Regions from separate parts of the Homo sapiens genome. Here region 2 is linked to region 1. Evidence: chromatin loops called from intact Hi-C (ENCODE). Cell type or tissue: CD14-positive monocyte. All regions are shown on one strand. Links, peaks and the distances in the headings refer to the core of each region. The heading gives the core; the rest is flanking DNA. Region 1 has its middle 110 kb from the start of LINC02815. Region 2 has its middle 160 kb from the start of LINC02815.

What was found. Peaks named below come from ENCODE experiments on the same cell type or tissue, not always from the same donor. Only the 100,000 strongest peaks of a DNase experiment are listed, where the experiment ranks them.
Region 2: a loop joins it to region 1, with 6 times the contacts of the local background. A loop is called at or near these places in 2 of 110 quality-filtered maps.

What each region holds. Positions count from the first base shown.
Region 1 is chr1:229,041,007-229,057,534 of GRCh38, reverse strand. It overlaps the pseudogene ISCA1P2. Among named protein-coding and RNA genes, the nearest start is that of LINC02815, 110 kb to the left of the region's middle. In CD14-positive monocyte, for the core only: no CTCF peak of the experiment used is centred there; no DNase peak of the experiment used is centred there.
Region 2 is chr1:228,986,828-229,003,355 of GRCh38, reverse strand. No RefSeq gene overlaps it. Among named protein-coding and RNA genes, the nearest start is that of LINC02815, 160 kb to the left of the region's middle. RefSeq lists a silencer at 5,380-5,674 and an enhancer at 13,047-13,797. In CD14-positive monocyte, for the core only: no CTCF peak of the experiment used is centred there; DNase peaks (open chromatin) are centred at 7,935 and 8,505; H3K4me3 peaks cover 1,002 bases; H3K27ac peaks cover 3,156 bases.

The DNA of each region.
Region 1 (16,528 bases), core at 5,769-13,768:
ATTCCAGCAGGTGAGGACGGAGGCTGGACCAGCACTCTCAGGGATCCATCGAGTGGTTTTTCCTTTCTCTGTTTCACTTGGATGCCCTTGATTCTCACTTCCATTTCCTCTCCTGGTTTGACCCCTGAACTACATCCACAGGTGAGAGGGCAGCCTTGACTCCCCTGTTCTGGGACTGGTTATTAGGCTTGGTAGGGGTGGAGAGGAGGGTGGCTTCCTCCCAGAGGCAGTAGTAATATACCCAACCGACACTCCAGCTTTCCTTAAAGGCATCTTCGCATCCCTTTAATGAGTTCATTTTTCCATTATGTAGCCTAGAGGTGTGTGATTGGTTAAAATTCAAAGAACTAGTATTTGGCCACCTTTTAGCACCATTTAGCAATTATTTCAAATATGTTCCTTTAGAATGTGCAGGTGCTTGTTAAGAGTTCTTTTCAGCAAAGATCCTAACACAACCGGAAAAGTCCTCGTGTAATATCCTGTTACGTTCTCTAGGTTGATTTTACATTCTGCCTATATGACTGAACACATTTCCAATGCAATTAAAAAATAGTTTGCAACAACTCAGTGGGTGCTGATGTGCAGCTTCCTCAGTTGCCTGGCCCATCATTTTCATCAGGTTACTCTTAGGGCGTTCTGTGACCCATAACACTAAGGCTATGTGACCCATAACGTAAGACCAAGGCCTGCTGGCCTATAAGGCAAGGTGCTGTTACCAGCTTACTTGATGCCCCTGGCTCATCTTAGACTTGAGGTCTCCTAACTCCTTGCTTAGAACACTTTCACAAGATTCTTTTGTCCCCTAAACAAAACAAAACAAAACAAAACAAAACAAAAAACAACCCAAAACCAAAAGCCTTGAGACCTCACTTTTTGATTTGAATTTTTATTTAACCTAATGTCCTTTTATCTCTTAATAGTTGGCTCTGGAACCCACTATGCAGCTGAATCCTCTTTCGTCAGCCCTTGTGTTTGTTGGTATAATTTGGTGTAAAGGAAAATAAAAAACTCTCAGGACCCCCGAAGTCCTTATGCAAAAGGGAAGGTTAAGCCTGGAGACGGAGTCACATAACACTCCCTTCCAAATGAAGAGCTGTTACCAGCATTATGTGGTTCCCCTCTGGAAGGTAAAAGTCCTCAGACATCTACAAAGGACTACCCCACAGACCATTCATAAGTAAATTCTTTGCTAGCCTCCTATAAATAAGCACATGTCAATTGTAACTTTGGATCTACAGTCTAAGGCTAGCGCCAAAAACTAGTCAGTTCATTCTGTATTGATAATGTGAGTTACAAGCTTATCTTCCCAGGTGCAGAACATAGACAAGATGAGACCAGTCATTCCTCCACCTACCCAGAGAAGTCTGCATAATCAGTTCTTCATTTACTCCCTTTTTTCTCTTCAAACATTCCCTTTATCTTATGTAAAATATAGATTTAGTGAGCACTAATTAAAGTCTTACAAGAATGTGACCATTTACCTTACTGCCTACCTGCCTGTCTTCCTACCTGCCTTCCCCCCTTTAAGGAAATGTACAAAGACTAAACCTTCTGAAAACCTTTTTAGAAAAAAACAGCCACAGATGTGTCAGTGTTTTCCCTGGATGCTCCCTCCAGCTGGCTTAATAAACCTTGATTGACTGAGACTTTTGCTTCAGTCACTCATTTCAGTTATCATCAGATTACATGAGAATATCACTGTGATATCTAGAAAAACAGCCTCTGCTGCTGTAGGAACCATGCTTGGAAGGTCTTCCTTCATTTTCAGTGCCTGCCTGCCCTTCTGCAGTAAAAATCACCTACTCTACCTGCCCTGGCACCTACTCCCCTAGCACCAGCCAAAGGATGCCCCGCTGTGAAGACAAAGCTGGAGTCCCCAGGAGGCATCTCCACATAGGTAGGGTGTTTGGAAGAGGTGGGGTCCTCGGGTCCCACCAGCCAGAGAAACATTCAGTTAAGGCAGAGCCTGGCGTGTGGTCAGGGAATGCTTTGCTGAAGAAGAAATCTCGAAATAGATGTGTAGGTGTAACTGAGTAACCCCCTTTTTCTAAGAGATAGTGAATGAGTTGTTATTATTATTATTTCTCTTCTTTTCTCTTTTCTCTATTTCTCCCTGCTCCCCACTTCCTACTTAGCCCTTCAGAAATGCAATTATAACTTTCTACCTCCCCTTCACCAGACACTCCCTACAGGGTGAGTTCATCTATGTGCTTAGAAGCTCTAGAGGGGGATTGTCTCCCACCAGAAGACTGCCTTGAGGACAACAGTCAATTTACAACTCAAGGTATACCTGCTACAAAACCCTCTCCCACCTGGAGAGTTTTGGCCACCTTTATAACCTAGCTCTACCCACCAAGACACCAACTTGACCACCTGGTAGATAAGGCACTGAAGGTAGTATGTGGACCCCTACCTGTTCACTTCCTGCCCTGCATGTCATTCATGCCAGGTCCCCTTTTGAAAGTGCCCACTTTCTTTTTATTTTATTTATTTATTTTTTTGAGACAGAGTCTCACTCTGTTGCCCAAGCTGGAGAAAAGATCTCGGCTTACTGCAGCCTCCACCTCCTGGGTTCAAGTGATTCTCCTGCCTCAGCCTCCTGAGTAGCTGGGATTACAGGCACGCACCACCATGCTCAGCTAATTTTTTGTATTTTTTATTAGAGACAGGGTTTCGCCATGTTGGCCAGGCTGGTCTCGAACTCCTGACCTCAGGTGATCCACCCACCTTGGCCTCCCGAAGTGCTGGGATTATAGGCGTGAGCCACCACGCTTGGCCAAAAGTGCCCACTTTCTGCTCCAAATTTGAAGTGGTACTCTTAAGGCAGGGAAGCCTGTACTTCTTCCCCTAAGCTAGTTTTGGAATAAAAAATCACCTTCTTTGTACCAGAGCTTGTTCTTGTTCACTGGACTCTGCAAGGGGCAAGCGACTGAACCTGTGTTTTGGTTACACAGGGAAACCTCGGCACCTTCAACACATTAAAAATACTGAATATACTGTCTCTCCTACTTCTGGGTCCACATCAAATTTACTTTCACATTTTGTTTAATTTGGGGAGGAAAGAGAAAAGGAAAGTAACCTTGGTGAGATCTTTTCTTATTGATCTATTTATTTATTCGTTCATTTACTCAATGAATCCACTATGTGCCACATGATTTGCTAGTAGTGAGCAGCAAGATGACAAATGATAAAAATACCATCTATCCATGCCCTTGTCAAGTTTGATGTCCAGCCAGAAGCCATCAGCATTTGGAAAAGTTTTTCTGTTATCACAGATGCTAGCCTCCCCCAGACCACATTGTGAGAAAGGTGAAATTTGACCTGGATGCAATTTCACTCTTTTCCTTCCTCTCTGTATCAACCTTCCTCTGCTACCTCACTGGGCCCGGAACCCTGTGGGATCTACTGGTGGTCTCTGTTTCTATAAGGACACGACTGACCTCCCAGCTCCCTTCTCTGAATCCCAACTCCTCATGGTCATGGGTCAGAGGGTAACTGTCCTTCCAATTCTATTGCCCTAAGGGATCACCACTGACTTGGTCTGAAATAATATCCTCCCTGACCATCCACTGTGAGAGGTGCCCTCTCAGCCAAGGTAGCAACTGATTATGTTTATAGAGATCAAAGGATTTAGTCGTAAGAATAGTATTTGATTTAGACATTGTTTTTGTAGCATTTCAAAAATGTGGAAATGGAAGCTGGGAGGGGTTGAATGGCCTGCCCAGGTCCACACAATTCATAAAGGGCTGAGGCAGGCATCAGATCCATATGTCTGACTTCACGTTCCCATCTTCTCCATCATAATACCCTGGATCATTGAGATGCTCATGTGAGTAGGCTCTTGCACCTGGAGAAAACTAGTCAAACTCCATGTATTGTTAAGTTTCTACATTTATATTTGTGTAGGGCTTCTTAGAGCCTGAACTCAACATCAGTGGTAGGCTTTTCAAGCCCTCAAATCACCCTAAGTGATGGTTACACACTCTGCTGGTTTTTAGACAATTGATTCCAATATGACTTCTTCCATAAGGGTAGTGGAGATGCAGAATGTGCAGGAGACTCAGGGTCCAGGAGCGGGAGTCAGGGTAATAGATGAAAGGACCCAATCAGGTTTGATCTCAAGACCTGCTATAAAATTAGCTATAAAATTACTAATAACATGGTGAAAGAATATGCTGAGCTGAGACAAGAAAGTCATTGAAAAAGGAATTGGCCTTGAACTTGGAGGAAGGCAGGAGAGAGATCTGATAGCCCTGAATGACAAAGAGCTGGTCCCTTGAGGGTCTTTCTCAGAGGGGAAGACCGTGGGCTGGATGAGTACTTCTGTTGAAGAGAAAATTTGTTCAGAAAAAGCACACTGGTTATATGACATGGAGTGAACTTCAATGACTAAGAAGAAGCAATGTGGGAGAGAAGATTTTTTGGGGGGAAAATGTAGTGAGTCTCCAGCCCTATGGCCAGTCTCTAGGTGTCTGGGGATAATCCCCTGGTGAAATTCACAAAACTGCAGCTGTCTGGACCTTGACACCAGAATTTTTGATTCAACAGGTCTGTAGGAGACCCAAGCATCTGAGTTTTCAGAAGGTTCAAGGTGATTCTGACACCCTCCAAGGCTGAAGAACTTGATCCAGCTTGTACTTCAGAGCTGGCCTTGGCTTGCTCTGTCAGCCCCTGTCCAAAAGTCAGCTTCTTCCCTGGCATCAGCTGAGGCCATCCCCTTTGAGTTGACTTTGACAGCCTTTGACTTCCCGAATAACAGAGAGCACTGGAAGAATTCTGAATATTTTTTATTTTTATTTCAGTAGGTTTTTGAGGAACAGATGGTGTTTGGTTACATGGATAGATTATTTAGTGGTGATTTCCGCAACTTCGGTGCACCCATCACCTGAGCAGTGTACACTGTACCCAATGGGTAGTCTTTTATCCCTCACCCCCCTCCCACCCTTCCCCCACCAAGTCCCCAAAGTCCATTGTATCATTCTTATGTCTTTGCATCCTCATAGCCTAGCTCCCACTTATAAGTAAGAACATATGATAGTTGATTTTCCATTCCTGAGTTACTTCACTTAGAATAATGGTCTCCAGTTCCATCCAGGTTGCTGCAAATGCCATTATTTCATTCCTTTTTATGGTTGAGTAGTATTCTATGGTGTGTATATATATATATATATCGATATATATACATACACATTTTCTTTATTCACTTGTTGATTGATGGGCACTTGGGCTGGTTCCATATTTTTGCAATTGTGAATTGTGCTGCTATAAACATGCATGTTCAAGTGTTTTTTCATATAATGACTTCTTTTCCTCTGGGTAAACCCAGTAGTAGGATTGCTGGATCAAATGGTGGACCTACTTTTAGTTCTTTAAGGAATCTGCACACTGTTTTCCACAGTGGTTGTACCAGTTTACATTCCCATCAGCAGGGTAAAAATGTTCCCTTTTCACCACATTCATGCCAACATCTATTATTTTTTATTTTTAAATTGTGGCCATTCTTGAAGGAGTAAGGTGGTATCACACTGTGGTTTTGATTTACATTTCCCTGATAATTATTGATGTTGAACCTTTTTTCATGTGTTTGTCGGCCATTTGTATATCTTCTTTTGAGAATTGTCCATTCATGTACTTAGCCCATTTTGATGGGATTTTTTTTTTCTTGCCGGTTTGTTTGAATTTCTTGTAGATTCTGGATATTCGTTCTTTGTTGGATACATAGTTTGCAAAGATTTTCTTCCACTCTGTGGGTTGTCTATTTAATCTGCTGGTTATTTCTTTTGCTGTGCAGACTCTTTTTAGTTTAATTAAGTCCCACCTATTTATCTTTGTTTTTGTTGCATTTCCTTTGGGGTTCTTGGTCATGAAATCTTTGCCTAAGCCAAAGTCTAGAACGGGTTTTCTGATGTTATCTTCTAGAATATTTTTGGTTTCAGTTCTTAGATTTGAGTCTTTGATCCATCTTGAGTTGATTTTTGTGTAAGGTGAGAGACGAGGATCTCACCTTATTCTCCTATATGTGGCTTGCCAATTATCCCAGCACCATTTGTTGAACAGGATGTCCTTTCCCCACTTTACATTTTTGTTCGCTTTGTGAAAGATCAGCTACTTGTAAGTATTTGGCTTTATTTCTGGGTTCTCTGTTCTGTTTCATTGGTCTATGTGCCTATTTTAATGCCAGTACCATGCTGTTTTGGTGACTAAAGTCTTGTAGTATAGTTTGAAGTCAGGTAATGTGATGCCTCCAGATTTGTTCTTTTTGCTTAGTCTTGTTTGGGCTATATGGACTCTTTTTTTGGTTTCACATGAATTTTAGGATTTTTTTTTCTAGTTCTGTGAAGAACAATGATGGTATTTTGATGAGAGTTGCACTGAACTTGTAGATTGCTTTTGGCAATAAGGTCATTTGCACCATATTGATTTTACCCATCCATGAGTGTGAGATGTGTTTCCATTTGTTTGTGTCATTTATGATTTCCTTCAGTAGTATTTTGTAGTTTTCCTCATAGAGGTCTTTTACCTCTTTGCTTAGGGATATTCCTAAATATTTTATTTTATTTTTTTGCAGCTATTGTAAAAGGAGTTGAGTTCTTAATTTGATTCTCAGCTTAGTCACTGTTGATGTATAGCAGTACTACTGATTTATGTACATTAGTTTTGTATCCTGAAACTTTAATGAATGCATTTGTCAGTTCTAGGAGCTATTTGGCTGAGTCGTTAGGGTTTCCTAGGTATACAATCATATCAGCGAACAGCGACAGTTTGATTTTCTCTTTACCAGTTTGGATACCCTTTATTTCTTTCTCTTGTCTGATTGCTCTGGCTAGGACTTCCAGGATTATGTTGAATAGACGTAGTGGAAGTGAGCATCCTTGTCTTGTTCCAGTTCTCAGGGAGAATCCTTTCAACTTTGTCCCATTTAGTATAATGTTGGCTGTGGGTTTGTCATAGATGGCTTTTTTGGTTAGCTAGTATTTTGTTGAGGATTTTTGCGTCTATGTTCATCAGGAATATTGGTCCGTAGTTTTCTTTTTTGTTGTGTGCTTTCCTGGTTTTGGTATTAGGGTGATACTGGCTTCATAGAATGATTTAGGGAGGATTCCCTCTTTCTCTATCTTTTGGAACAGTGTCAACAGGATTGGTATCAATTCTTCTTTGCATGTCTAATAGAATTCAGTGGTGAATCCACGTGGTCCTGGGCTTTTTTTTGTTGGCAGTTTTTTTTTTTTAATTACCATTTCAATCTCACTGCTTGTTATTGGTCTGTTAAGAGTTTCTGTTTCTTCGTGGTTTAATCTAGGAGAGTTATATATTTCCAGGATTTATCCATCTCCTTTAGATTTTTTAGTTTGTGTGCATAAAGGTATTCATAGTGGCCTTGAATGATCTTTTGTATTTCTGTGTTATCCGTTGTAATATCTCCCATTTCATTTCTAATGGAGCTTATTTGGATCTTCTCTCTTCTTTTCTTGGTTAATCTTACTGTTGGTCTGCCAATTTTGTTTAACTTTTCAAAGAACCAGCTTTTTGTTTCATTTATCTTTTGAATTTTTTTGTTTCAATTTCATGTAGTTATGCACCGATCTTTATTATTTTTTTTCTTCTGCTGGGTTTGGGTTTGGCTTATTCTTGTTTCTCTAGTTCCTTCAGGTGTGAGCTTAGATTGTCTATTGTGTTCTTTCAGACTTTTGGATGTAGGCATTTAATGCTATGAGCTTTCCTCTTAGCACTGCTTTTGCTGTATCCCAGAGGTTTTGATAGATTGTGTCACTGTTATTGCTCAGTTCAAAGAGTTTTTAAATTTCCTTCTTGATTTCATTGTTGACTCAATGATCATTCAGGAACAGCTTGTTTAATTTTCTTGTATTTGGATTGTTTTGAGGGTTTTCCTTTTGGAGTTGATTTCCAATTTTATTCCACGGTGGTCTGAGAGAGTACTTGAAATAATTTCGATTTTCTTAAATTTATTGAGACTTGTTTTGTGGCTTATCATATGGTCTATATTGGAGAATATTCCATGTGCTGATGAATACAATTGAATAATTATTAATTGTCCACTTAGCATCTCATAGAGCTGAGAAAGACGTTCCCAAAGCCAACAAAGCAAGTAGCAGCGAGGGGCTCAGAACAGGGCCTTCCTTTTCTTTTTCTTTTTCTTTTTTTTTTTTTAAGACAGGGTCTCATTGTGTCACCCAGGCCGGAGTGCACTAGAACAACCATGGCTCACTGCAGCCTCAACCCCTTGGACCCAAATGATTCTCCCACCTTAGCCTCCCAAGTAGCTGAGACTTCCGGTGTGTGCCACCAAGACTGGCTAATTTTTGCATTTTTTGTAGAGGTGAGGTATCCCTGTGTTGCTTAACCTGGTCTCAAACTCCTAGGCTCAAGTGATCTCCCACCTCAGCCTCTCAAAGTGCTGGAATTGCAGAAGTGAGCCACCGGACCCGGTGGGCCTTCCTTTTCAAGGCTGCCTCTGCCCACGCTCTCCTGCTGTCTCCACTCTTCACTCTGTCTCACTCAGATCCTTTTCTGGCTCTGAATCTCTCTTCCTTCTTTCTGCATTCCCCTTTCCACATTAACCTCCCACAATATGAATCTGATGTACATTAGAAATTATTTGCAGGATTTAACAAGCAAAAGTTTGCATGTCTTGTTCAGTCAAATATTCAATGAGCTTTTCCAGCTCTGTCAAATCCTCCTCACAATCAAATTAATTCCAGGTGGCCTTGCCTATAGGTCAAGACCCTCCAAGAGCAGCAGTCTCCTCACCGTTGAGTGAACCAAGGACAATGAGGTTATGGGTCTTGGTGGATGTTCTGCTTGACTCCCACTAAGCTGGTTTTATTTCTGGTACCTCAGTTTACCTACCTGTAAAACATAGACTCCCTTCAACAGGATGCAGCTAGTGCATGCCTAGCAGAGTGCCCAGCACATGAAAGGACACAAAAAAATAACAAAATACCTATTTTTCATGGGAGTAATAATACTTGCTAAGGGACACTGGGAGATTGATTCAGAGAACTCAACGTCATTTCCAAGGAAGAAAACTAGTCACAAAAGATAGCTTTGTGCTCTTGCCCATTCTGCCGAACTCCAGGACGTGCTTTCTTGGCTGAGGGCCATCCTTGGGAAGGGAGATGTGCTGAGATGTGCTCGTAGGATCAGACTTTATGGTTGCCAGGCACCTCCTCGTTCATTTCTGCTCTTGTCGCTGTGTGTGTGTAGCATCAGGGAGGGGAGGCAGGAACTAGGACCCCTTGATGGTCCCTCAGCCTCTTACCCCTCCAATGGCCAGCAGCAGGGAATGAGGATATGCTCACAGTGGACGATTATGCAAATAAGTACAATATTTTTATGGGTTCTTAGTAACATGGGAAATGTTTACGGTATGAATTTACATTTTAAACGCACACTCCCAAATTGCATATTATGCAGCATGAACTCCTTGGGCTGCGGTGGCCCTGGTGTAAGCCTATGAATTACCCAGTGCTGATCACCTGTGTCCTAGAGGGTCTGGTGACCTCGGGCAGAGGAGCACCCTGGGAGGTAACTCCCTGAAGGAAGAGAGCTGTGGTGGCCAGTGACTGGGGCCTGGAGGGAGGAGTGTCATCTTTCACTTGGAAGAGCTGGGTAGGAATGGTCCAAGAGCTAGTGCATCTCCAACTGAAAGCAGGAAAGAGTGCAGGAGGCAGTCCCGGCTCCAGAGCCCCTGTTCAAGAGGAAGGACCAGGGCACCTAACGGAGCTGGCACAGCCGTTGGCAATAGTGTCACCCTACAGAAGTGGCTTCTGTGCTGTAGTAACCATGTCTTTTGTTTTCTGATGCTTTAACAAATGGGGCCTTGCTTACCCTAGAGGGACTTGCCCCTGAGTGCACCTTTCACATGCAAACCAACCAATTCAAAGCCCACTCCCTACCCCCTCCTCTATCTGGGCTATCATACTCAGGGCTACCACCCACCTGCCCTCATCCAACACCTAGGGCCAGGTACCAGACAACTAGGGACAGCCTCTATGACCTGGCACATACTGAAATGATTCAAGCCAGCCAATCCTAAGTCTGCCTGCCCAGCTTCTCTGGTACTTCCCGCAGAAAGCTGCTAAATGCTCTTGCCCTTGTTTTCCTGTGCTCCCTCTGCCTCCTGACCAATGCTGGTGCCTGCCGTGTGGACCCGGGTGTCATGGCATGCTCCCTCCTCTTGGAACTGTGAGCAATAAACTCTCAGTTCAATGGCAGCTGTCTCCTCATCTGCCTTACTACACCTCAAATTTTCTACTAATATATTTTAGAACATGTGTCCAGAGGATGTAATTGATGCCCTGACAAGGCTGCTATAGGAACAGGAGCGTCCAGCTCAGGTCACGAGGGGCAGGGAAGCTAGGAAAGTGGAAGATGAACCAGGACAGGCTGCGGTAACATCTGAACTCCAGCACATGAGAAACCCACCCTGGAGAGCCCCAGAAAACAAGGACAGGCCACTTCCCAGAAGGCTCAGGCCCAACATGAGCAAGAGGAAAGTCAGTGGAATGGGTGCCAGGCTACGTATAAAACACAGGAGAAGTTGGCAGGGCACATGTGAGATGTGGTGTGTGGTGTGCTAGGGGGATCTGATGATGGGGGAAGGGGTTTTTTTGGGGGGGAGGGGGGCCTGTCTGTAGAGGGAAGATGAAATGAAACCATGGAATAGTGTGCCTGGCCAGGACCCACTCTTCTGATCCTGGCCATAACGAGAAGTCGAAACAGGAGCCTCCACAGCCAGAGGCAGGACTCAGCTCCCATTCGTCACTTGCTGATCAGCTTCACACCCGGGACTCCCAGCTGGAGAGACTTTCACTCTGTAAAGTCAGTGAGAAATCTCGTGTTGCTGAAGCAGATGTCCAGCCAGCTCCAGGAGGTACGGTGGGGCAGCTGTGTCAAATTAGCTGGGGAGGGCTCACACAGCTGTAAGACGGTGGCCGACGCAGGGCGTGGAAGGAAGAGGGGTTGCTGCACTTTCCCAAGCTCCCAGCTGGGGGAACGGGAACCAGGGTGGGTCCCAGGCTGGCTGTCCTCAGCCCCAGGCTGGGAGCTGCTGTGGAAAGATCCCTGCTTAGGCATCAGGAGACCAACAACCTTGCATGGTGACACCTGCCAGCTGACAACCTTGAGCACGCCATTTCCCTAGGTAGGCTGTGCTCCACTCCTCTGTGAAATGGGCTGGTTGTGGCTTGGTAACATTTTCCGACTCTGACTTGCGTGAAGTTTCTTTCCCCCATACTTCCCCTGACTCCAGCAGGGAGTGAGCTCAGAGCCCTTCGCCATTAGGGTAGCCCCTGTGAGGAAGGAAGAAGAGATGGGCTTAAAGTCTTCCCAACCCTACTTCCCAAAAGCCTAAGCCCCAGAAAGGGAGAGGATTTGTGGATGTAAACAAGACATCTCTACTAGAAACAGGGAGAGAGAGGCGGGCTTTTCTCACACACCAGAAAGATGTTCTCCATGAGGAAGATGAAAGAGGAAAGCAAGCAGCAACAGAAAGAGAAAAATCTCTATGAGGGGCCCTGTGGGCAGGATGAAGGAGGGCTTCACCGTGACACATGCAGACCACGAGGCTCCTGCCTGGTCCGATGACCCACAGCTGTGAACAGCCCTGCGAACAGGGACGTCCAAGTGGGAAGAGGGTGACTCAAGTAGAATTAAGTTAAAAATTTTATGATCTGGTGAAGTAAGCCTGAGGCAGCTTTCTGTACCCATTGAACACTAACTCCCCATTCTGCCTCCTCTTAACCCCCTTTCAACTTTCTATCTGCATTTGACTCCTCCAGGTACCTCATATAAATGGAATCATATAGTCTTTGTCCTTTGTGACTGGCTCATTTCAATTAGCATAATGTTCTCAAAGTTCATCTATGTTGTGGCATGTGTTAGAATTTCTTTCCTTTTGGAGGCTGAATAATGTTCCATCGTATGCATCCACCATAATTTTTGTTTATCTATTGATCTGTTGATGGACTTGGGTTGCTTTCACCTTTTGACTATTATAAACGAGGCTGCTATGAACATGAATGTACAAATATCTCTTCCAGTCCCTGCTTTCAATTCTTTTGGGCATATACCTAGGAGAAGAATTGTGAACTGTGTGATAATTCTATGTTCAAATTTTTGAGGAGCCACCAAACTGTTTTGAACAGGGGTTACATTTAACAGGGTTTTACATTCCCACTAAGATTCCAATTTCTCCACATCCTCACCAACACTTGTCACTTGTTATTTTGTGTGGTTTTTTTTTTTTTTGAATGTCATCCTAAAAAGTGTGACGTGGTATCTCATTGTGGTTTTGATATGCATTTCCCTAATGATTAGTGATGTTCAGCACCTTTTTATGTTCTTGCTGGACATCTGTATATATTCTTCAGAGAAATGTCTACTCCAGTCTTTTGCCCATTTTAAAAATAATGAGTTAATTTTTTTTTTAAAGAGGTGGGGTCTTTTTATGTTGTCCTTGCTGGACTTGAACTCCTGGGCTCAAGTGATCCTCCCACCTCATCCTCCTGAGTAGCTGGGACCACAGTTTGTCTTGTTCACCCATTTTTCAATCCAGTTGTTTGGTTTTTGTTGTTGAAATACAGGAGTTAATATATTCTGGATATTAATTCCTTTTTTTTTTTTTTTTTTTTTGAGATGGAGTCTTGCTCTGTCTCCCAGGCTGGAGTGCAGTGGCATGATCATGGCTCACTGCAACCTCCATCTCCTGGTTTAAGCGATTCTCCTGCCTCAGCCTCCCGAGTAGCTGGGATTACAGGCATGTGCCACCATGCCTGGGTAATTTTTGTATTTTTAGTGGAGATGGGGTTTCACCATGTTGGCCAGACTGGCCCCGAACTCCTGACCTCAGGTGATCTGCCTGCCTCGGCTTCCCAAAGTGTTGGGATTACAAGCGTGAGCTACTTCATCCAGCCTCCGGATATTAATTCTTTATCGATACAAGATTTACAAATATTTTATCCCATTCTGTGGTTTGCCTTTTTACTCTCCTGACAGTACCCTTTGAGGCAAAAAAGGTTTTTTGTTGTTGTTGTTTGTTTGTTTGTTTTTGTAGAGATGAGGTCTCACAATGTTGCCGAGGCTGGTCTCCAACTCCTGGGCTCAAGCAGTCCACCTGTCTTGGCCTCCCAAAGTGCTGGGATTACAGGCGTGCACAAAAGTTTTTAATTTTGATGAAATTCTATTTATCTATTTTCTCTTTTTGTTGCCTGTACTTTTCAGAAATCATTGCCAAATCCAAGCCATAAAGCTTTTCCCTGATGTTTCCTAAGAGTTTTATAGTCTTAGCTCTTACCTTTAGGTCTTTGATCAAGTTTGAGTTAATTTTTGTAAATGGTGTAAGGTAAGGGTTCAACTTGATTCTTTTACATGTGGATATCCAATTTTTCCAACACCATTTGTTGAAAACACTGTCCTTTTCCCAGCGAATGCTCTGCAAACCCTTGTTGAAAGTCAATCAACCAAATATGCAAGGATTTATTTCTGGGCTCTATATTCTGTTCCATTAACATATTTATGTATCCTTATGCCAGTGCTGCATTGTTTTGCTTTTGTGGTAGCTTTGTAGTATACTTTGAAATCAGGAAATGTGAGAGTTCAAATTTTCTTTCTTTTTCTCGATAGTTTTGGCTATGTGGGGCCCCTTGAGATTTTATATGAACTTTAGGATGAGTTTTTCCATTTTCGCAAAAATCACTATTAGGATTTTGATAGGAATTGCAACGAATGGAGATTGCTTTGGTTAGTATTGTCATCTTAATAATGTCAAGACTTATCATCTATGAACAAAGGATGTTTTTCCATTTATTTAGTCTTCTTTAATTTCTTGTAGCAATGTTCTGTTATTTTCTGTGTACAAGTCTTTTGCTTCCTTGGTTAAATTTATTCCTGACTATTTTATATTTTTTGATGTTATTGTAAATGCAATCATTTTCTTTTTTGAATTGCTCTTTGTTAGTGTATAGAAATGTTACCAAGTTTTGCATGCTGATTTTGTATCCTAAACTTTGCTGTATTTGCTTGTTATTAATAGCTGTAACAGGTTTTGTGTGTGTATGATCTTCTGCATATAAAATCATGTCAACTGTGAACAGAAGTGGTTTTATTACTGCTTTCCTTTCTTCCTTCTTTTTCTTGCCTAATTGCTTCAGTTAGAACTTCCAGTACTGTGTTGAACATACGGCCAAAAATGGGAACCCGTGTTTTGTTCCTGATCTTAGGCTAAAAGCTTTCAGTCTTTCACCATAGATTATGATACTGGTGGTGCACTTTCATATATGGACTCTACTATGTTGGGAAAATTTCTTCCTACTCCTTATTTTTTGGGCATTTTAAAAAAATCATAAATGGGTATTGAATTTTGTCAAATGGTTTTTCTTCATCAATTCAGATGACCATGTGGGGTTTTTTTTCTCTTCATGCTATTAATGTGGCATATTACATTGATTTAGTGTCATATGTTGAACAATTCTTACATTCCAAGAATAAACCCCATTGGTCATAGCGTATTTTTTTTAATATGTTGCCAAATTTGGTTTGCTAGTACTTTGTTAGGCACTTTTGTGTCAATATTCATAAGGAATATTGGTCTGTAGTTTTCTTGTAATTTTGTTTTCTGGCTTTGGTATCAAAAGTAATGCTGGCTTTATTGAATGTTAGGAAGTGTTTTCTCTTCAACTTTTGGGAAGAATTTGAGAAGCATTGGTATTAATTCTTCTTTAAAAATGAGTAGAATTCACCAGTAAAGCCATCTGCTTCTAGGTTTTTCTTTTTTTTGTTTGTTTCATTTTCAAAATGCATCACTTTATTTTCCTTATAAGGCAGCCGCACATTAAGCATGTGACAGTCACGTGATTTCTTCAGTGAGCCCCAAGGCTTCCACGAGCTTTCCTGGAGCCTATGGCCAGAAGAGTCCTGAGATTTCAAATATTAAAGGTTTCTCGACAGCCACAAGTTCCTTTGATGTTTGGGTTATTGAACAAAAACTCACTGGATAATTTGTCTTCAACATAGTCCATTTCTGTTCCTAAAAGTGTTAGCTGGGCTTTCTTTTCGATGAATACTCTGACTCCATCTTGAATAACTTCTTCATCAGAATCTCCTTTTGTCTTTGTATATTCTACAGTATAAGAAAGGCCATTACAGCCCCTGATTCAGACACCAGCGTTTACACCTACATGCTCAGGCTTATCTTTAAGAAGTTGTTTTATCTTGTTTACTGCTGAGGGTGTCAGGGTGAAGGCAGCCCCGTTGGGCTGCAGTTTCCTCTTTCTAGTTTTTTTAGTTTTCCTAGTTTTTCTAGTTTTTTAGTTTTTTTAGTTGCCCAGACTAAGGAAGCTGACATCTTCGCCGTCCTGGAGCCCTGGTGCCTCGGAGCCCGGCCGCCTCAGCCTGTCCCCATGGACACGGTGGGCGCATTCCTGGGCTTTTCTTTCTTGGAGGTTTTTGATAAGCGATTCAATCTCCTTCCTAGTTATACATCTGATCAGATTTTCTATGTCTCCCTGAGTCAATTGTGATAGATTTTATGTTTTATAGGAATTTTTAAATTTACTACTTTATCCAGTTTGTTGGTGTATAATTATTCATCGTATTCTCTTTTAATCATTTTTATTTCTGTAAAATTGATGGTAATGTCCCCACTTTTATTTCTGACTTTAGTTATTCGAATCTTCTCTCTTTTTTCCTTAGATAATGTAGCTAAAGTTTTCTCAATGTTGTTTTTTTTGAATAATCAACATTTAATTTTGTTAATTTTCTCTATTTTTCTACTCTCTTTTTAAAAAATTTCTGCTCTAATCTTTATTATTTATTAATTATGTTCCTTTTGACAGCTTTGGTTTTAGTTTATTCTTCTTTTCATAGTTTCCTAAGGCATAAAGTTAGTTTGTGAATTTGAGATTTTTCTTCTTTTTTAATGTAAGCATTGAAATCTACACGTTTTTTCCTAGCATCACTTTTACCGAATCCCATAAGGGATTTTTAATTATAATTTTTTAAATTTTAGATTCAGGGGATACGTGTGCAGGTTTGTTACAGGATATTTGTGTGGTGCTGAGGTTTGGGCTTCTATTGATCCTGTTATCCAGATAATAAACACAGCATCCAATAGGAAGCTTTTCAGCCCTTGCCGCCTCTCTCCTCCTCTCCTTTTGGAGTCCCTAGTGTTTGTTTTTTCCATCTTTATGTCCACGTGTACTCAAGGTTTATTTTCCACCTAAGTGAGAACATGAGACATTTGGTTTTCTGTTTCCGCATTAATTCACTTAGGATAATGGCCTCCAGCTGCATCCATGTTGCTGCAAAGGATATGATTTTATTATTTTTAATGGCTGCATAGTACTCCATAGTGTACATATGCTGCATTTTCTTTATCAAATCCATGATTGATGGGCACCTAGGTTGATTCTGTCTTTGCTATTGTGAATAGTGCTGTGATGAATGTATGAGTGCGGGGGTCTTTTTGGTAGAATGACCTATTTTCCTTTGGGTATATACCCAGTAATAG
Region 2 (16,528 bases), core at 2,949-10,948, 51 kb after region 1:
CTTCTCTCAGTGTGGCTCTTCTAATGAGACACTCTAAACTCCCAGAGGCTCGCCCGCAGGGGAATCATACAGCCACAGTTTGCAGGCAGGAAAGGCATGTCTCCATCACCACCCAGCTTTTGCCTGAATTTAGGTATGCTGTTATGTGTAAAGCGTAGAAAGTCACAGGTTTAAACACTAAGCCAGGAGACCTGGCGGCTGGAATGGCCTAAATGTTGACTTCATGGACTGAATTGTGTCCCCCCAAATTCATCTTGAATTCTTAATCCTCAGGACCTCAGAATGTGACTGTATTTGGAAACAGGATCTTGAAGAGGTAATTGAGTTAAAACAGGGATGGGCTAATCCAATCTGACTGGTGTCCTTATAAGAAGAGGAGACTGGACACAAACACAAACAGGGAAATTGTGTGAGGACACAGGGAGAAAATGACCAACTGCAAGCCAAGGAGAAGCTACCCTGGTAACACCTTGATCTTGGACTTCCAGCTTTGCAGAATCACAAGAAAATACATGTCTGTTGTGTAAGCCACCCAGTCTAAGCGGCTCTGATATGGCAGCCCTAGCAGACTAATGCAGTGGCCCTGGGGAATGTTGTCCTTTATACCCGGGGCTTCACAGCTTACCATGTGTGCCATGGCTAGTGGCTTGTGCAGTCTGCACCACAGGCCTGAAGGGCAGGTCAAGAAGTATTACAGGACTCCTGCCCCTTATCTAAAACTACTGGGAACAAATGTGTTTGGACTTCAGGATTCCTCAGATTTCAGAAAGATCAAGCATGCATATACCACAAATTATTGAACACTGAGTGAGTCTGACATAGCACCCATAATTAAACACACGAACACTTCTGAAATGAAACAGGATGCGTGTGTGTAGAGATAGATGTCTAGATATAGATATGTAATTGCACTGAGGGATTTATATAGTTTGGATATTTGTCCTCCCCAAGCCTCATGTGAAATTTGATCCCCAGTGTTGGAGGTGGGGCCTAGTGGGAGGTGTTTGGTCATGGGGGGCTGATCCCTCATGAATGGCTTGATGCCCTTCCCCAAGATAATGAGTGATTTTTATTCTATGAGTTCACGTGAGAGCTGAGAGCTGGTTGTTTGAAGGAGTCTGACACCTTCTCCCCGCCCTCTTGCTCCCTCTTTCTTGCCATGTGACATGCCTGCTCCCCCTTCACTTTCTGCCATGATTGGGAGCTTCCTGAGGTCCTCACCAAAAGCAGATGTCAGCGCCATGCTTCTTGTATAGCCTGTGGAACTGTGAGCCAAAGAAACCTCTTTTCTTTATAAATTACCCAGCCTCAGGTCAGCAGCACAAAACAGACTTAGACAGGGATACATATAGAATATATATAACCTCCTGTTTGTTCATATGAAATTTTGCCACCAAAACAGTTAGTACTAAGTGGATAAATACTTTTTTGGTTTGGGGAACTTTAGAAATATGCATAGGGTATTATGGACTTGTCTAATACCCCCACCCCCACCTCCTGACTTTCATAGATGAAGAAATCAAGACTCAGAGGGTAAGCAGTTCATTGGAGATCACTTGACTCATGGAAGAGCAGCTTGGCTCTTAACTTCTGTCTCCTAACTCCAAGATCCATTTCCTTCCACATGAGCCTAGAGGGCCTCCCTATAGGGTTTATTCACCACCAGCTGCTTGCAGATGCCTTCCTATGTACACATCACCCACATCCTTCCTCCACACCTTGCTACCTCCCGGCTCCACCTTGAACACCTGGCAGCTGTCAACAGACATTATCTTCTAGGCTCACTTCTCTGACCTCTCTGACTCTCACAGTTTTGGAACTAGAAATGATTTTAAAGATTATTCTAGCATGGTAGCCTGCTGATGTTTTTAAAGAATCAAGCCCTTTATTTTTCCAGTGTAATCATACATCTCGGATTATCAAACAAATACAGCAGAGCTTCAAAGTGAGCTGTACAAGGTAAGCCTGGCGTCCTTTCTTAGCCCAACCAGCCAGAGAGATCTGAGGTACTGTTACTGCAGCAAATCCGTATCTGTGCAGTCTGCAGCAACCTCGATTCTTGCCTCCTCAGAAGAAAGAATTCAACTGAGGGGCATAAGTCATAAGGTGTAAGGGAAAACTGAGGCAAGGTGTTTTGTTTGTTTGTTTGTTTTGAGACGGAGTCTCACTCTGTCATCAAGGCTGGAGTGTAGTGGCATGATCTCAGCTCGCTGCAACCTCCGCTTCCTGGGTTCAAGCGATTCTCCTGCCTCAGCCTCCTGAGTAGCTGGGACTGCAGGTGCATGCCACCGCGCCCAGCTAAATTTTTATTTTCAGTAGAGATGGGGTTTCACCATATTGGTGGCCAGGCTGGTCTCGAACTCCTGACCTCAGGTGATCCACCTGCCTCGGCCACCCAAAGTGCTGGGATTACAGGGGTGAGCCAATGCACCCGCCCATGAGGCAAGGTTTTAGAGCAGGAGTGAAAGTTTATTAAAAAGCTTTAGGGCAGGAATGAAAGGAAGTAAGTACACTTGGAAGAGGGCCAAGCAGGCGACTTGAGAGGTCCAGTGCAGGGTTTGGCCTTTGATTTGGGGTTTTATACGTTGGCATGTTTCTGGGGTCGTGTGGTACATCTCCCCTGATTCTTCCCTTGGGGTTGGCTGTCTGCATGTGCAGTGGCCTGCCAGCACCTGGGAGGGGTCTTGTGTGCAGTGCGTTTACTGGAGTCATGCACATGCCCACTTGAGGCGTCTGTCCCTTACCAGTCCAGCGTTCCTAGAAGAAGGTCATATACCAGTTAAACGCCGCCATTTGCCTTTTAGTGCGCGTGTTGGGTCCACTCACCCAACTCCTGAGATCTTATCTGGAAGCTGCTGATCACCAGTTTCAGGTATTTTCTATCTATTGGGAGACTGCCCTTGCCTGGCGCTGGCTGCGACCAATTACTATTTTAGAGCGATCGTTAACAGCCAGCTGCCTGTCACCTGATGGTCACCTGACATTTCTGGTGGGTGTGTCAGGGCTGGCTGGGGAGCCCCCTCCTGTCCTGCTCATGCCTGACTAGCTACCTACTATAACAGAACCTTCACAGAACTCTGGGGATCCCCAAAATACAGTCTGGTAAACTCTGGTGCAGTGTGACCCTCTCATACCATGGAAGAGAAAAAAACAAGATCTGCCAGGTCACAAAAGTAGATGATTTTTACAAGATGCCCATAAGTTATGACTAATCTCATTGCATAGAGTCAGAAACTGAGGCCCCGAAAAGAACAGCAAAAACGAAAACAAAAACAAGAACAATAACAACAACCCAAGGGCAAGCAGACTGCTGTTTCCATCCTAGCCCGTGGGCCGGCAGCAATGCTGCAATTAGCATGCCTTACAGATACATGTTCCAGGCATTTCATGTTGCTCTCCCATATGGTAAACAGAAAAGCGAGATGTACTGTCTGAAAAGCTGCCCAGTTGTATCCTGGGCTGACCAGGTTTATGCTCGGGAATTCTTAGCAGCAATAGTTTGTAATATGAAGCACAAATTCCAATGCCCATCCTTATGCCCCAAGTGTTCGTAATAATGCAGTGACCCCTGAGTTAACCAAATGTAAAGAAATCCCAAAATATGTTACATAAGAGAGATTTTTGTTTCTCTGCTCTAGAATCTGCCAAATGGAGTGTTTTCAAACTTTTCATCTCAAAAAAATTCCCCCTAGACTAAAATCCAAAATCCAAGAGTTCAATCCAAAAAGGATAAATCTGTTAAAGGTCATGATCCTGGTAACTACTAGATTGTAGTGAAAATTGATGTTTTCATGACAGAAAAAAAATTAGGTAGTAGTATTTTGGAGGAGTTTTGCCAAAAAACTTTGGATATCTCTTTCAGTTTTCTTAAAGCGATGCTTGTCTTTTCCTCCGCCTTCTTGATTCCATTGTGAAAGTCACCTCTACATGTTTGGGGACGGTTCCAGGGACTTCAAAGTTTGCTCAGCTACTGTCTGAAAGTGAGATAATGACTATAAATTGTCCTTTGATATTCATCACCCTCTTGCTCTTGATAACAGAAGCCCCTGAGCACAGGGCTCACAGCTACGCACAGGGATATGACGTTCTTCAGCCTCCCTTGAACAAGATATGGCCCTTAGGTGAAGGTTGCACAAAAAGGATGCAAGCAGAAGTGATGTGGTCTACTTCTGAGTTATGTTCTTAACAGGACCACGCTTGCCCCTCACTCACCCCTGCTTCATGTGATTGAGGATGGTTCCCCAGGGCTCGTGAAAGGGAACCGGGCCTCTGGATGATGACCTGCTGCAGCGTTACCCACACTCTGGGCCACATGTTTTGGGGTCCCTTTGTTACAGCGTCTTCCCTCTATCTACTAACAAGCCTGGGACATGATGTGTGGGTGTGACAGCTGCAAGCAGCAAGCATAGCAGGAAGCCTGCCGTCTCCCACTCCCCTGCATGCATTTACTCCCCTTCTTGACCCATTTTCTGCTTGTCCTATCACAGCCCTATCTGAGGAGAGGAGCTCTGTCCTCATTGTAAAGATGTCACGGATAAATCTTGAGAGGAATGACTCTGAAGAATGCACTGGGCTGGCTGGGTGCGGTGGCTCATGCCTGTAATCCCAGCACTTTGGGAGGCCGAGGTGGTTGGATCACGAGGTCAAGAGACTGAGACCATCCTGGCCAACAGGGTGAAACCCCGTCTCTACTAAAAATACAAAAATTAGCTGGGCATGGTGGCGTGCGCCTGTAATCCCAGCTACTTGGGAGGCTGAGGCAGGAGAATCGCTTGAACCCAGGAGGCAGAGTTTGCAGTGAGCTGAGATCACACCACTGCACTACAGCCTGGGCAACAGAGGGAGACTCCATCTCAGGAAAAAAAAAATGCACTGGGCTAGAATTAAGAGCAGGAAGTTCTGGTCTTGAGCCTTGGCCAGAATGTGATGTCAGCTTCGGTGACAGCACTTGTGAGCTCTTGGGGAAAAAAAGTAGCCATTGTGACCAAGGACCCGAGAAGGCCACAGGTTACTGAAGAACTTGCGCTTGATGCTGCCCTTCCTCATAAGGGTAATCTCAGCCAATGAACGCAGGTCGGCCCAGCACATGGGGAGCGGGGACTCTGGGCCAGCAGCCCTCACATCTGGTTCACATAATGATACCTCACACAATCACCACTGTCATCCTCTTCTCCACAGGCTTTTCTCCCTGGAGCACTGAGCAGATGTGAACTTTCTATACTGTGGTGGTGGGCAGGGTAGGGGACTCTGATATTTTCAATCATTTACTCATTCATTCATCAACAAATATTTATTGAAGGCCTGCTGTGTGCTGGGTGCTACGCTTGACAGGAGGGTCAAGGCCCCTGCTCTCATGGAACTCACATTTTAGTGGTGGGAAACAGAGAACAAGTAAGTAAACATTGAACAATATTATTTTAGAAAGTGATTAAGAATCAGTTGAGGGCTACTTTGGGAAGAGTGGTCAAGGACACTCTCTTCAAAGGGCTGATGTACACCCTGAGACCAGCACCAGGAGATGAAACCAGCCATGAATAGTGAGTGCAAATGTCCTGGGGCTGTCAAGCTCTTGCTAAGTTCCAGAAACCTAGAGAAGGCAGTGCCGCTGGAGTTCGGGACGTTCAGGGTGGAGGGCGGAACAGTAGGCAGGGGCCAGATGGTACAGGGCCCTGCGGACTCTGACATGGACTTTCAATTTTATTTTAAGCACAATCTGAAGCCATTGAAGGATTTTTAAACAGGAGAAGGATGTGGCATGATTTGCTTATTAAAAAGATAGCCCAGCTGCTATGCAAAGAATGACTTTTAAAAGTGCAAAAATAGAAATACGAAGACCAGTTAGGAGGGTATTGCAGTAATCCTGGCGAGAGGTAATAACTATTATTATCCCCATTTCATGGAGGCCTAGAGAAGACGGAATTTATGCAAATGCATACTACAGATAATAATAATGCTTTACTTTTATTTGCATAGTGATTTTAATTTGAAAAGCCTTTTTACCTATAGCACTTCATTCAAACTTCAGAGCAACCCCGGGATAAACTGTGATCCCATTTCCTAGACTTGAAGTGAGCCTCTGAGAAGTGGATGCCTGACAAGATCACAGAAGTGGTCAGGGCCAGAAGCCTGGTTTAACTCCTGGTCTCCCGACTCCTAACTTCCAGTTCTTTCCATTCCCCTTTCCCTACCCCATGCCACTTCCCCAGATTAAAAGCAATGGGCATAGAAGCCAAACCAAGTAATCAAGCATCCAAAGTCACACAGGACATCCGCCCTGAGGGGCTCCAGGAGTAATCGAGCTACCCACCGAGTCCCTGTGAGATGCCAAGCTCTACTTCAGTTGCTGCCAGAGGGTTAGAGAACAAAGGAAACAAGACATTCCTTGGCCCCCAGACACTTAAAGTCTAGTTGGGAAAATCAAGAGGACTTCTATAGATTATTTACAAATGCTCTGCAAATTAAAAGCCATATCCAATTACAAAAAACTTTGGGAAGAACCCAGATTCTTTCCCTGTGTCCAATGGGCCTGAAGTCTATTAACAAAGGTAATTCCTTTAAGTGGGACTTCATGTTCCTCAAGGGCAGTTGCTGGCCTGTTAACAAGGTCAGCAGCATCAGCCGGGTAATATTGGGCTGGAGAAGTCCTTTTCCAAGTGCCCTCTCTTATCTAATGTGGCACAGCAAAACACTCTCAAACTTAGTAATCCAATAACCATTTTTATGATCCTCATGAATTTTGTGGCTCATGAATTTGGACAAGGCTGAGCTGAGCTGGCTTGTTTCTGATCCACCGTGTTTGGGCCTCAGCTGAGAACACGCTAATGGCCAGGAGTTGGAATCCCCTGACACCCCATATGGCTGGCGCTTGGACTGATACTCACAAGGCTGAGCTGAGCTTGGCTTGCTAACCAGCCCATTGCCTTGTGCTTTCTCCACGGGCTGGGGCTCCCCACTGGATCATGGCCTCATGGAAGTCATACTTTTGCCTTGCAGCCTGGAGCTCCAAGAGTGAAGGTTCCAGAAAACGAGGTGGAAGCCACATGACTTTGACTTACTCTCGAAGTCCCACAGTGTCCCCTCCACCACGGTCAGTTAGGCAAATTATTGCAAGGTCACCCACACTCAAAGAGGGGGCCATAGATCCTGCCTTTCAATAAGAAGAACATCAAAATTTTACAGCCACAGTTAAGAACCACCACTGTCCCCTTTACCTAAATGGTGTGTTCCTGTGAGTAAATATAAATTAATACTGAATAAGGTGTTCATAGTAGCATTGCCAGTGTGCAGAATGAAGGAATGACTACAGTTAAGATTGCCTAGTCAGGAGGGTGTTAATACAGATGTTTTTCTGAAAGGTTCATTTTAGTTAGATTTTAAAGGATGCAAGAAAAATATTGATTTCAAATGAATGCTAATTATAAATGAATCTACTCATTAAAGCAGCACAGCAGGGCTTACACTTGGAAATACTTAGAGAGAATTAATAGAGTTATTATGTGCTTGAGATAAAAATAAAAAGAGAATGCTAGGTTGCTGAAAGAGAAAAAAGCAAAGAGCCAGTCTGAGAAACACCACGGAAAATGTGTGTTTTTTTTCGTGTTGATTCTCCTGGTAGGCTCCTGGGCTATTCTCTAGTCAGCTCTCTGGCAGCAAAGCATAGTATGATTTCAGAGTATCTCACAAAGAAGAATAGGTTTTCTTCTCCCATGGTAAGCTAGAATGCATGTGTGCACCTGGTAAAACAAAAACCTGGGTTAGTTTGAACCTCTTCCATTGCTTTTTAAAACATCTTTAATAAGATGTAATTCACAAATCATAAAACCTACCCATTTAAAGTGTATTATTCAGTGGTTGTTGGTGTATTCACAGAGTTGTGCAACCACTAGCACAGTGTAATTTTAGGTTGTTGTCGTCACCCCAAAAAGAAACCCCACCCCATGAATAGTCATTCCCATTCCTAACCTCCTCCCCAGCTCTAGGGAACCTCTAATATACATCTGTCTCTTTAGGTTTGCCAATTCTGGACTTTTCACATAAATGGACATAAAGTGCTTCTTTATGTCTGGCTCTTTCACTCAGCATAATGTTTTTAAGGCTCATCCATATTAGCACTTCATTTCTTTTCAAGAAACAGAAATGTTCCATTTATGGTTATATTACATTTTGTTTATCCATTTATCAGTTCATGGACATTTGAGTTGTTTTCACTTTTTGGCTACTATGAATTATATTGCTATGAATGTTCATGTACAAGTTTTGTGTGGACATACATTTTCATTTCTTTTGCATATGTACCTGGGAGTGGAACGCTGGGTCATGTCTATGTTTAACATTTAGAGGATCTGCCAAAGTGTTTTCCAAAGGGGCTGTACCATTTTACATTCTCATTAGTAATGTATGAGAGTTCCAACTTTTCCACTTCCTTGCCAATACTTGTTATTTTCTGTCTTTTTGATTATAGCTACCCTATTGGGCATGAAGTTGCATCTCATTGTGGTTTTGATTTGCACTTCCCTGATGATTAATGATGATGAGCATTTTTTTCAAGTTCTTATTTGTCATTCATATGTCTTCTTTGGAGACATGTTTACTCAAATCCTTTGCCCATTTTTAATTGGATTACTTGTCTTTTTATTATTGAGTTGTAAGAATTCTTTTATATACTCTGGATATAAATCCCTTGCTATACGTGAATTTGCTAATAGTTCCCTCTATTCTGTGGGTTATTTTTTTCCTCTTTCTTGATAGTATTGTTTGCAGCACAAAAATTTTAACTTTGACAGAGTTCAATTTATCTATTTTTTTCTTTTGTTGTTTGTGCTTTTGGTGCTATATGTAACAAACCATTGCCTAAATCAAGATCGTACAGATTCTGTTTTTTTTCCAAAGGGTTTCATGACGTTAGCTCTTACCTTTATGTCTGTGACTATTCTGAGTTAATTTCTGTGTATGGCGTGAGGTAGAGGGTCCAACTTTACTTTTTTATTTGTGGACATCACTGTTTATTTGTGTCCACCACTGTTTGTTCAAGAGTCTATTTTTCCCCCATTCAGTTGTCTTGGCACCCTTCTGAAAAATCAATTGACCATAAATAAAGGGTTTATTTCTGGACACTCGATTACATTTCATTGATCTATGTTTTCCTTATGTCAGTACCATATGGTCTGATTACTATAGCTTTATAATAAGTTTGAAAATCAGGAAGTGTGAAAACTTCAAGTTTGTTCTTTTCCTAGATTGTTTTGGCTATTCTGGGTCCCTAGCATTTTCACATGAATTTTAGGATCAGCTTGTTAATAATTTCTGAAAAAGAGCTGGTTAGAATTTTGGTAAAGATTGTGTTAGATCTATAGATCAGTTTGGAGAGAATTGTCATCTCAATAATATTGTCTTCCTATCCATGGCCTTGGGAAATCTTTCTATTTATTTAGTTAGGCCTTTCATTTATTTCAACAATGTTTTGTAGTCATCAGTGTATAAGTCTTGTATTTTTTGGTTAAGTTTATTCTAAGAAATGTGTCCCTTTTGATACTACTATAAATGAAATTGTTTTTAATTTCATTTTTTTAAATTGATAAGTAGTAATTACATATATTTATGGAGTATGATGTAAAGTTTTGATATATTTGGACATTGCGGAATGATTAAATCAAGCTAATTAACATACCTAACATCTCACATACTTACCATTTTTTTGTGATGAGAACATTTACAATTTACTTTCTTAGCAATTTGAAATATACATTATTATTAACTATAGTCACCGTGCTGTGCAATATATCTAAAAACTTATTTCTCCTATTTAAGTGAAACTTTCTACCTTTTAACCAATGTCTCCCCCAGGAAGCCAGCTTCTGGTAACCATCATTCTACTCTCTATTTCTATAAGTTCGACTTTTTGTTTTTAGATTCCACATATAAGTGAGAATATGCAGTATTTATCCTTCTGCGCCTAGCTTATTTCACTTAACATAATGTCCTCCACATTCATCCATGTGGCCACAAATGAAAGAATTTCCTTCTTTTTAAAGGATGAATAATGCTCCATTGTGTTTGTATGCTGCGTTTTCTTTGTCCATTCATTTGTTGATGAACACTTAGGTTGATTTCATATCTTGGCTATTGTGAGTAATGCTGCAGTGAATATGGGGGTGCACATAACTCTTTGATATGCTGATTTCAATTCCTTTGGGCGTATACCCAGAAGTGGGATTGCTGGATCATATGGTAGTTCTATTTTTAGTTTTTTGAGAAATCTCCATACGGTCTTCCATAATGTCTGTACTAATTTACATTCCCAACAACAGTGTGCGAGGGATCCCTTTTTTCCACATTCTCACCAACAGTTTATCTTTCGTCTTTTTATAATGGCCATCACAGTATATTGTGCCACTGCTGACGTTTCTGTTCAGTTACCTTATTGGTCAGCTAATGATTTGCCAGAAATTTCTTTAAATGCTTTGAGCCAGTAGATCTTCCACCCTTTGCCAAGGGGCCCCGGGTGTGCTGGGGCATCTCTTCAATGCTCAGTTTACAACCCTGCTTTAACCTTTACTTCTTGTTTGTGCAGAGCCTTATGGTTAGCCAGAGATTGGGTGAGCTGAGAGACTGGGACCTTCTTGGGTCTTTTCTGGGCTTGTGCACAACCCTGCACACATGCATAGATAGCCTTTTAGATCCCTGGGAATATGTCAGAGCTTTTCAAAGCCCCACAGGGAAACATCATTCCCCAGCTATTCCTGTTACATTTTTGGCCAGACTCTTGATTGTCCCACCTGACAGTGCAGCCTCAGGCAGCTGCAGTGATACACAATTGCTGCTGATGGTTTTTGACCAATCCCCTGGGTATAGAGTTTTTCTTCAGAGTGAACTCTGTTAGGCCAAATTTCAACAATGCCTGGTAAATGGGACTTCTCCAGAAGTCGGAAGGACAGCTAAATAATGACAATGCTTTGCAGATGGGACATTTTGAGGAGCTTCAAACCCAGTCTATTTCCTCTGGTGGCTGCAAAGTTGCTGGTTTTTACCATTCCTGTGGTTGTGAGGCTGCTAGTTATCATGGCTAACAGGGGCTGGGTAGAATGGGATGGGAATAGGCCAAGTTCAAGTGTCACAAACCTTTCTGCTCTTACCAAGGTTCAACAGTTTTTCCTGAATAAACGCCCTCAGATTGTTGCCAGCCTTTGGTTAATTTCCAGAGTTCTGAAACAGTTTATTTTGACCATTTCCTAGTGTTTCTGTTATTTTAATGGGAGAGTAGGCTTATGGAGGGCCTCACTCTGCCATTCTGTAACTCCTGCACCTCTTCCATTCTTAAACAGGACCATTCCTATTTGGTTGCATTGGAAAACTATATCAAAACAACATTTTCTCTCCAAAGTCATTTTGGCAAAACCTCTGACCAACCAGAGATATGGGTGAAGAATATTCCATGGTCAAATAAATTCAGAAACTATCCTTTGCTCTACCTTATTCTTGGAGAGTCCCAGTGCATGTTAGCATTCGAGAGTGGGAGAGGTCCTGCTGTAAAGAATCCATTTAGTTCTGCTTACCAAAGGTTTCCTAAACATATTTGCCTGTATAACTGTCTTGTTTTACTTTGTTTCATTTGCTTAACACGTCTTAATTAGTGCTTCTCAGAGTCTGCTAAACTAACCTTAAAGGTGAACTCCGGGCCAAGTGTTTGGCCCACTTTTCAGAACTAACACCTCAGGAGTCGGGTATCTGATGAGAATTGTCAGGGTCCCCATGAAATACAGCTGTAGTACTTTTGCCTTTATTTCTATTTTCTTTATACTTCATCTGATGTCTAAAGAGGTGACTATGTTTTTTTCAGGTTTGGAGATGTGAGTCCAGCTAATTTACTTGTTTCAGCTCCATTGTGAATATGCTGTGTGATCTAAGAAAGTTGCTTTATCTATTGTGGTTTTCTTTCCTTTCGCCAAAGAAAGGATCTGCGAACTCATCTCCTGGAATAAGGAAGTGCAAAAAACTTTGCGGTGCAACGTATGGGTTTCATCTTCTTCAGGCCCCTCAATCAATAATGGATTCTAAGAAACCACGCAGACTTGGAACGCCACAGAATCAGTGATCCCAGTCATATGCATGCACATGCATACATGCACACACACGCGTGTATACAACACCCAGTGGGTGTGGTGAGCCCAGCAGGGCTGGGGTGGCAGGAGTCCCCAGCAGGTTGCCTCCATCTGAGAGCAGCCTTGTCCCTTTGCGACAGGGGTGGTGCAGAGATAATTCTTTCCTCTGACGGCCTTGACCTGAGTAAGCCTGGGCAGCCCTGGCCTGGGAGGCTTGCGAGCATCCCCACCGTCACTGGTGAAGGGCTCTGGGATAGAGAGTCAGGAAATTGGTTCTTGTTCTGCCTTTGTCACTCTTCTGGAAAAGTCACCTCACTTTCCTGGGTCTTCGTCATAGACCCAGGAAATGAAGACATTGAACGTTATGACTGCCACAGTCCTTGCCAGCTCCGGAGTTCCTTGAATTTTATGATACAGGATGTCTTCCTAGTGCAAGAGGTCCCAGTGTCATGCATGGCCGTGGTCCCATCAAGGGCCTCCTAACTTCCCCCAGCTCTTGTCAGGCCTGCACAGGGCAGGCTTCCAGAAAACAGCCTCCTTTCTGGCTTCTGTCAGCACAGCAGTTGTGAACTTCCTGCCATGTGGCTCATAGCTTCAATGTCTGGGCCAAATGTGGAGAAAGGGCAAGCAGAGAAGGCCTGCAAGGAGGAAGCTGAGGGACTGGCACTGGCTCCCACTTCCTTCTTATCTGTGGGTGAGGCACAGAAAGCCCCCGGCCCTCCCCTGCCAGGGTGCGGTGTGTGGGCCCCTGATCGGCAAGGCCTCCACATCACTACCACCTTACCACCTTGGCCTCCACGTGTTTCAGAGCCGGCTCCCTTCCCATGGCCTTTCCACTCCACCCCACCCCACCCCCAGCTCTGACATCAAAGCAGTGGGCTCTGGAGCTCTGAGGATGTCCCAGGCTGTTCACACAGAGGCCATTCCACATTTTACAGCTCTAATTGGTTTTGTAACTGCAGTGAGTTGATGAGAAACACACCCGCTCACACGTAGAAGACAGGGAGCACTACAAACTTTGCTTATTTTGCAAATGCAATGAAGCAAGACAGCAGTGTCACTGCCAACATCTGACTGATCAAGAGTGTCCATGGCATTTTTCCAGAGAGACAGCTGGGCCTGCGATGGCCTTGCAGGGCCCCAGATGCTCTGTGGGGTGCTCCAGTGTCCCTCCCTCACTTGTTTACCCGTGAATGCGCCACATCCTGCCTGGGGCTGGTCAGGTGAGGCTGGAGGACTTCATGGCGGCAGGCTCAGCCTGATAATCCCAGGCCAGCGGGTGGTGCTAGGGTCAGGCTGCACATGGACAGGAGGATGAGAGGGCATGGGCAGTCACCGCAGATGGGGCCAGCTTGGGCCTGGCACACTGCAGGTGTTCAGTTGAGACTGGTTAAAAAGTCCTCTTGCTAGAGCTCCTGACTCTTCTTGGTGCTAACAGGCACCTCCGGCTTGTCCTGTCCATAACCCACGCTTGTTTTCTGCGCCAGCCCACCCTAACCTCCTCCATCTTTCCATTTCAGTGAATGGCACCACCCCCTACCAGAGCTGAGAGAAAAGCCTACCAGCTCCCCATCTCTGGGGACATCAGAACAGTGGCGTCCATGCTATCAGCACCTCCTCCTGCAGCCGCCAAAGAGTCTCCTCATTTTCCCTTTCGTCCCTGCAGTCTGTTCTCCAAAAACAGCAGGAGCAAGCTTTCACAAATGGGAGTCAGGTTATGCAGCTTTCCTGCCTAAAATCCTCGGCTGGCTTCCCATGGCTCTTGAATAAAATCTCAGCTCCTCGCCACAGTCTAAAGGCCCTGACTTCCTACCTAACTTCTTTCATTTTTGCCGTGAGTCCGTTTGATCCAGCCTGTGGGACTGCTGTCTGTCCTCAAGGGCATGAACACGGTGCTGCTGAAGGACTTTTGCATGTACTCTTTGTCTGCCTAGAATGCTCTGCCCTCCGTGTTTTCAAGACCCGCCTGTCCTCCTCCCTTCCTCGGAGGAGTCCCTTACCACCCAATGGGAGGGCATCACTCCATCTCATCCGTGCTGCCAAATACTTCCCATTCTACTATTTGCAACCATTACCATCCAACATTTAGATAACCATTTTTATAGTTTTTGTTGTTGATTTGTTTATAATTAACCTCCCCTACAAGAATGAAAGCTTCTAGGTTGTCTTGTTGGCCACAGTGCCTAGAACAATGCCTGGCACCCATCAGTGCTTAACACGTGTTGACTGAATGGAGCTGGGCCTGTTCCACTTTCATAAGTCACCCCAGTAGGAATTCCAACCATGTGGAGAGTAATGACTCCATCCCAGGGTTCACAGAGACCATGGCGGGTTGAAGTGGGTCACTTCGGACTTCAGCAGAAACTCGACAGCTCCCTGTGAGCATGCCTGTGGCCACACTGGTGAGGCTCCACCCTCACTATGGACCAGCAGCACATGAGGGGCCAGCCGAGGTCACCAGGCCCTCCCTCCTCTCCTGCCAGCTGAGCCTCCCTGCATGTGGGTGGGACCATGAGGGATGTTTGCGAGTAGAGAAAAGGAAGAGGCAAGATGAAGACTAGCTCAGAAATGTGACTGTTTTCTTTTTGTTTACCTCTATTTTCTGATAATTATATAGTGATCATGTATGTCTTTCATAATTAAAAAATCATTGTAAAAAATTATTCTAGTAGATTAATAGTATCAGAAGAGACAGAGAGCTAGAAATAACAATTTACCTTTAAAATATCTTGAAAATGGACTGCAACCATGTGCAATGATCCAACCCTCTAGCTCAGGAGTCGGCCGCCCACAGCCCACCACCTGTTTTGTAAATAAAATTGTATTGGAACACAGCCATGCTCATCCTATAGATGCCTTCTAACTCTATCACGTTAGAGTTGACTTGTTGCGACAAAGACCCCGAGGCCTGCAACAGCCTGAAATGTAGACCACCTGGCTCTTTGCAGGAAAAGCTTGCTGGCTCCTGCCCTAGAGAGTACCCTGCTCTCCGCGTTTACCGGGGTGCGGGGGAGGTCCCTCCACAATGCCAGCACAGGCAGCCTGCAGCTCCTGCTGTGTCCTCTGCCCGTTTGGTGTATCTGTGTGTCTCTCTGCTGAAGGTCAGAAACTAGATTCATCTTTATATTTTTATAAGGCCTGGCACATTTTTTACCTTAAATGAGTCCATATTATGAAAATATTTCTGTTCTGCTTGAGTAAGGAAGTCTCAGCTGATGTCCCACCCTCCAACAGTCATGCGTGGCCACAGAGTTGGGGATCCTCCCGCTGAGTGCTGCACAGAGACCCCCATAGCTGCCTCTTTTGCAACTCCTCACTGTCTGGTGGCAGGGGCACCCTGTCTCTGAAAGCTCTTGGCCACACGGGACGGCTGGAGGTTGCCCCTCCACAGCACCCCTCCCTGACCCTGCTCAAGACTGCCCTGGAAAGGCCTCTTCAGAGCCAGGTAGCACCCCCCAGGAACAGGAGACAGTAAATACCCACCAGTCAGGATAAGCCAGGGTAGGGGTGGGCAGTCTGGATTAGGATTTGCATTTTTAAAGAAATTTCATTTTGTTCCTTTCACACAAAAGCACCTGGCCTTATGCTTATGAAACATTGCTGAGAAAGCACCATGCTGAGCATGAAATGAAAAGCATAAATTCATTTGTAATTTGCAGCCAGCATCAATGGCACAAAACAGGCAGCCTGGTCCAGTGTGTTTAATTGGCCCCCTGTCAGATGTGTATATCATGAAGTAGCTTTTAACACTCTCTTTGTATGTAACATAAGGGCAAATAACAGCAGAGCGTAGCTTCCTGATAAACCAAAGGATCACAATTCCAGGCTAGCAGAATTTAATTAGGGAGGATATGAATGCAGCAATAGACCCAATAATTCATCTACTATGAGAAGGTGATGTGTGTCAAAGCTGGCCTCCGGAAGATACGAGTGTGTGTGTGCGCACGCACACGAATGATATGTCTGTGTTCGTGTGTGTGTGTGTGTGCACATGTGCCTGCGCCTGTGTGTGTGTATGCGTGTGGGGGGGGGTGGGGGGGGAGTGAGAGAGTCCAGCATTTTTCGACAAGGGAAGGAACTAACTGAGGTTGCCTGTGAACATCTGTCATCTTTACTCTTCACACTAGAGAAATGGGCATTTGACTTAAGACTGGCTGTTCCTCTTGAGCTGGGTGTGAAAGGGACAGAGCCTTCCTTTTCTTAGCAAAAGGTAGTAGGTTCACATTAAAATCATTTCCCAGAGAGCTAATGGTCCTCTCAGGTTAACGACTCAAGGCAAATTAACTCGTCTGGTCACTACTCCGTAGGGGACACAGGGTAGGGGATGTCTCATCTCTAGAGCTTAATTAAAGAACTGCAGGTGTCCTGGTCAGCTGGTGGTCACGTAGGCTTGACTAATGGTAATATTTTGTTCATTAAACTTCTGGAAG